2 separate regions of the Homo sapiens genome follow, and region 1 is linked to region 2. A link is an interaction called in ENCODE POLR2A ChIA-PET data of the cell type or tissue named here. Cell type or tissue: GM12878. All regions are shown on one strand. Links, peaks and the distances in the headings refer to the core of each region. The heading gives the core; the rest is flanking DNA.

The links. Peaks named below come from ENCODE experiments on the same cell type or tissue, not always from the same donor. Only the 100,000 strongest peaks of a DNase experiment are listed, where the experiment ranks them.
Region 1: POLR2A ChIA-PET joins it to region 2 with 9 read pairs; 4 of 35 experiments call an interaction of 5 or more read pairs at or near these places.

The regions. Positions count from the first base shown.
Region 1 is chr9:131,559,296-131,562,207 of GRCh38, reverse strand. It overlaps PRRT1B (proline rich transmembrane protein 1B), which reads right to left. Exons shown (of 4, transcript NM_001395643.1): 4 at 2,393-2,912. Among named protein-coding and RNA genes, the nearest start is that of PRRT1B, 15 kb to the right of the region's middle. In GM12878, for the core only: no CTCF peak of the experiment used is centred there; no DNase peak of the experiment used is centred there.
Region 2 is chr9:131,620,454-131,623,365 of GRCh38, reverse strand. RAPGEF1 (Rap guanine nucleotide exchange factor 1) reads left to right here. Exons shown (of 27, transcript NM_001377935.1): 11 at 1,368-1,570. Among named protein-coding and RNA genes, the nearest start is that of PRRT1B, 76 kb to the right of the region's middle. RefSeq lists an enhancer at 1,845-1,914. In GM12878, for the core only: a CTCF peak has its summit at 1,290; DNase peaks (open chromatin) are centred at 705, 1,305 and 1,665; H3K4me3 peaks cover 1,661 bases; H3K27ac peaks cover 2,500 bases.

The DNA.
Region 1 (2,912 bases), core at 160-2,659, 61 kb after region 2:
GAATGTAGTTTGGCAGCATCTCGTTTACTTTTAGTGTTAATATACTCACAACCTATGCTCAGAAAAGCCCTTTTTCACCACTCTCTCAACCACCTCTGAATGATTCTAAGAAATATTTTTGTATCTCTTAAATCAGGACGCACTCTAATTTAATGACAGTTTTTTCTCAGTTGCACTCAACATTTCAGATTTGCAGGAGCTACCTCTCCTTCATGGCACTTTAGAATAGTTTGCAGCTACATTATCTGCTAAATGTCTGTATCCCATGTTGGACTGCTAGCTCCAGGAAAACAGACCTTTCCTTCTTCATGACTGTGAATCCAAAAACTAGAATTTCTGGGTCAAAAGCCGTACATGTTTTTTGTTATTTTTTAAATTCACAATACATCCTATTTTAAAATTCAGCAATGCATTGCACAAACCCTCCTCATCATATTCTGTACCCAAAGGCAGCCACTATCAGCAATTTGGAATAAATCCTTCAGACTCTATTCTTTGCATGCATATGTCCATAGTTATATGTCCATGCATACATGACAAGAACATTATATGTATATAAATAATAAATATGCAAATCAATAGTGATAAGCAGTTAAAAGTGCAAAAATTTTAAATTCCTCTCACATACATACTCTTTTTTTTTTTTTTTTTTTTTTTGAGACATGGTCTTGCTCTGTCACCCAGGCTGGAATGCAGTGGCATGATCACAGCTCACTGCAGCCTCAACATCAGGCTCAAGCAATCCTCACACTCTAGTCTCCCAAGTAGCTGGGACTACAGGCCCATGCCACAATACCTGGCCTTTTTTTTTTTTTTTTTTTCTGTAGAGATGATCTTGCCATGTTGCCCAGGCTAGTCTCAAACTCCTGGACTCAAGCACTCCTCCCACCTTGGCCTCCCAAAGTGCTAGGATTATAGGTGTGAGCCACCATGCCTGGCCCATACATACATTAGTAACAGATACCATCAGTCTCCTTTCCACAAAGATTATGGCAATACATATCCACTAGTAATAAATGTGAGAGTCAGCAGTCCCTCTGCAACGCTAGATGTGTTCACCTTTTCTAATTCTTTCACAATCCAGTGGGTAAAAATCATATCTCATGATTTAAATCTGCATGTTCCTGATATATAGGACTCAAATAAATCAATCTTTCCCTCTATGGTTTTCTAGATTTTAAGAGGCCTCCCGTTTCCATACTGCCCCAGCACCCTGAAGTTACACACATATTTTCCTAAGCTTTATTATGATTAGAGCTTCATTTTATACTTAGCTCTTTAATCCATCTTGAATTTATTTTTGCATACAATATTAGAATAATTATTTTTTCCAACCAGATAGCAACTCTGCTTATTAGGAACCTTCTTTTACTCAATTAAAATGCCATTTTTAGCAAGTGCTAACTTTCCACATATACTGGTAATGTTTTCTAGATTTTCAATAATTTTTCACTGATTTAACTCTGTGGCAATGCCATGCCATTTTGATTATTATAGCTTTATGGTCAGTTTTAATATCTGGTGAAGAAAGTCTCCTCTCATTCAACTTAAAAAAAGATTAGCAATCTTCGCATATTTTTCCTTCCAAATTAATTTTAAAATAATCTTTGTCATTTATTTAAAGCTTGGTTTTCTTGCCAGAATTGTATTAAATCTCTATCTAAAATATCTATAAAAAATAGATATTTGTATATTACATCTTCTACCAGGATATTTTGTTGTTTATTTTTGGTCTTTTGGTATTTTTTATCTTTTTTTTTTTTTTTTATGTATTTCGAGATGGAGTCTCACACAGTCAGCCAGGCTGGAGTGCAGTGGCACAATCTCAGCTTACTGCAACCTCTGCCTCCAAAGTTCAAGCGATTCTCCTGCCTCAGCCACCCGAGTAGCTGGGATTACAGGTGTGCACCACCGTGCTTGGTTAATTTTTGTATTCTCAGTAGAGATGTTTCGTCATGTTGGTTAGGCTGGTCTCGAACTCCTGACCGCAGGTGATCCGCCTGCCTCAGCCTCCCAAAGTGCTGGGATTACAGGTATGAGCCACTGCACCTGGCCTTTTGGTAGTTTTTTAAAATAATTTTCTTAATTTGGTCTCCAGATCTTTTGTTAAGTTATTCCTAAATTTTACTGTTGTTATCACTATCATAAGTTGAATTTTAAATTTTTTCCAAGTGTACCTGGTTATTACTATTGCTTTTGTATATTTATTTTGTATCCAACCACTTTACTGAGTTATCTTACTAGTTCCATGTTTTTAATTGACTCTTGGATAGTCTAGCTAGGTAATAATTTTTTGTCTCTTCTAGTTTTCATACTACAAATTTCACTTTTTTATTTTTTGCATTAGCTGGAACTTCACAACAATGTCAAATAATAGAGACACCAGGGGGCATCCATGTCATGATCCTGGTTTTAATGCCTTTTAGTAGTTTTGATAATTTCCCACTTTGCTATTGGTTTGAGTACCAGCTTCAGCATCACTGGGAAGCTTATTAGAAATGCAGAACCTCAGGCCCTGCTTACTGAACAAAAATCCACAGAGTCTCCAGGCTGCTCATGACTTACTTCCTCATGCCTGCCTCTCCAGCTTTCTGGAGGAGGGACTGGGCTGGGCTGGGCCATTCTCCTGTTTCAGCCCCTGGTGCCAGGGTTGTAAGCAGCACACCGAGGCTGCTCTGAAACCAACTGATTTAGCTTGAGCTATCAATATTGTGTGGCTCAGCTGGGGGTCCCCTTCCTCCTCTGTCTGCAATGGTTGTTTGTTTTTGAGGCAGAGTCTCACTCTGTCACCCAGGCTGGAGTGCAGTGGCACAATCAGCTCACTGCAACTTCTGCCTCCCGGATTCAAGCAATTCTCCTGCCTCAGCCTCCCGAGTAGCTAGGATTACAGGCGCCTGCCACTACACTCGGCT
Region 2 (2,912 bases), core at 193-2,692:
CCTCTTGAATAGCTGGGACCATAGGCACATACCACCATTGCTAATTTTTTTCTTTTCTTTTTTCTTTTTAGAGACGGGGGTCTCACTATGTTGCCCAGGCTGGTGTTGAACTAGCCTCAAGTGACCCTCCTCCCTCAGCCTCCCAAAGCACTGGGATTGTAGGCATGAGCCAGTGCGCCCGGTCATATTTAGTCTTTTTAGGGAGCAGTTTGTGGGTGCTTGGGATCACCTTCCTAGGCTTGCCTCTTCGTCTGGAGCCTGGTGACATTGGTTGTGCAGCATTAAAGAGGAAGTGTGGGGCTGGGCTTGGTGGCTCACACCTGTAATCCCAGCACTTTGGGAGGACGAGCCAGGTGGATTACCTGAGTTCAGGAGTTCAAGACCAGCCAGACCAACATGGCAAAACCCCATCTCTACTAAAAATACAAAAATTAGCTGGACACGGTGGTGCATGCCTATAATCCCAGCTACTCAGTAGACTGAGGCAGGAGGATCGCTTGAACCCATGAGGTGGAGGTTGCAGTGAGCCGAGATTGCACCACTACACTCCAGCCTGGGCAACAAGAGCGAAACTCTGTCTCAAAAAAAAAAAAAGGAAGTGTGAGACAAGCTCAAGGGGCTGTGAGCTGCCCTTTCAGTAGCAGCAGCTGACCTCAGAGGGGAACCATTTCTTCCTGTGCATCTTTTACAACCAAGTTCTGCTCGGTGCTTGTTGGAGCTAGTAAGAAATTCTTACATATTCTTTTAAATAAAGAAGGTGACTTTGAACACTTTCCTTCAGTGACACTCCTGGAGAGAGAGCATTTCCTCTATACCTGGACCCCCAGTGTGGCTCAGGGAAGAAATAAACTCCCTACCTCTGTGACTGTCTTCCTCAGCTCAGTGTCTGGCCTTCCTTGATTTGTTGACTAGTTGGGGTTTGCAGAGAAGCCTCTGGCTTTGTGCTTATTTGAAGATACAAAATTTAGCACTGCAGAGCCACCACTTTTTCTTGGCATCTGAATCTCAGCTCCACCTGGCAGCTGCTCGTGGCACTTGCGACATGCCTCGAGGGGAAAGTGCCTGCTCAGGAGGTAGCTGAGACTTGCCATCCCTGCACCCGCCATGTGCCCTCGCTTGAGTCCCCAGTTCACATTAGGGTTCCCCATTGGTGTTGCGCGTCTGCCGGTCTGGACGTGTCTCCTCCGTTAGCGCATCAGACAGAGTGTGATTTCATTGCCCGAAAAGTCCTCCGTGCTCCGTCTGTTCGTCCCTCTCTGAGGTGCTTTCAGTGGAAAGCCCCCTAGCTGCTGTGGGAAGAATGGGGGGAGGGGTTCCCTGATGTGGCCTCCCCCGGCCTCGCTGCAGCTTTCTCCCTTGTTTCACAGTGCTGGCCTACATGCAGTTGCTGGAGGACTACTCGGAGCCGCAGCCCTCTATGTTCTACCAGACGCCACAGAACGAGCACATCTACCAGCAGAAGAACAAGCTCCTCATGGAGGTATACGGCTTCAGCGACTCCTTCAGTGGGGTGGACTCCGTGCAGGAGCTGGCCCCGCCGCCCGCCCTACCCCCCAAGCAGCGGCAGCTGGTGAGTGACACCTTCCCTTGTGACTAGAACTTCCGATCCTAGCAGGTCTCTAGGAACCAGAATGACCCTCCTTGGGGGCAGGGTTAACCCTCCTCCCTGCTGTGGCAGGGCCCTGGTTTTGGGCGTGGAAGGCACCATCTCCCACACAGATGCTTTTACTTCCTCCTTAGATGCTCACCAGCAGCCCAGCGCCCACTCCACCACCTCCCCACCCTGGGGTGCAGGGACCTTTCTTTTCCACAGCAGCCCCGCGCAGCAGGGACAGGCTTGTACTCAGGGTGTTTGCTCTCTCTGCTGACAGTCTCTTGTATTTTTTTCTTTCTTCTTTGGCTTCAACATAGACCTCCCAGAAAGGAGGGACTCAATCAAAGCACAGGACATGGTCTGTGCACAGCCATCTGTGGACTTGATTGGCATAATGGGCCTAACTGTGTAGAGTGACTTACAACCCAGCCTTGGCCGGGGAGGGCCCAAGGAAAACAAGTGCCATTGAAGTGGAGGATGGCTTTAAACAGAGCCACTCTGTTTCAGACATGGCACCTTCCTCTTCTAGAAAACACTCGTGTGCTAAGGACTCCTGTGCATGTAAGGAAGCACGGGCCAGCACAGAAGGCAAGCTGTTCCACCGTGGGCACCCCATGAGGCTCTGGAACTGCCCAGGCACTGGGAGGGTGAGCAGATCGGGGGTACCTGTGGCATCCCTCCAAACTTTCTCCCTTTGCTGCCAGTTAATGAACATGGAGGGCCCTAGTCAGGTTTGAAGATCTGAGCCTCTTGTCCAGCCATGCTCCCCAGGAAGAGGAAGCTCCCCAGCAGGGAGCTCCAGGCTTGTTCAGAGCTGCCTGGGCTGCTGCTCTCGTGTGCTGGCCAGTCTGGTGGCTTCTACCAGGAGGCGACTGGTGTGCACTGGGCCATCTTTTATCCATTGCGAGAGGACATGAGGGGCCATCTGATTCTTCTGGGAGGCAGCTGCAGACTGGAGGACAAATGTCCCTGGATTACTCCGTATAATCAATCACCTGGGGCTCAGCCCAGTCCCAGGAGTTCCTGAGCCTTCCTATACTCAGTGGGCTGTGGCTAACCAAGCAAGCTGTTTTGTTTCCACTCAAAAACCACACTCAGCCACTTCAGAGGTGGCCATGTCCAGTAGAGGAAAGGCCAAGCTTGGAGTTGGGAGTCCTGAATTCCAGTCCTGCCACTTGTTAGCCGTGTCGCACGTGCCATTTTCAGAGTCTCAGATCCTCACCTGCCCTGCCCGTCCCACAGACACAATTGAGAATGTGAATCTCAATTGCTCTGAAGATGTTTCAAAAAGGGTCCCACCATGGAAACATAAATGCCT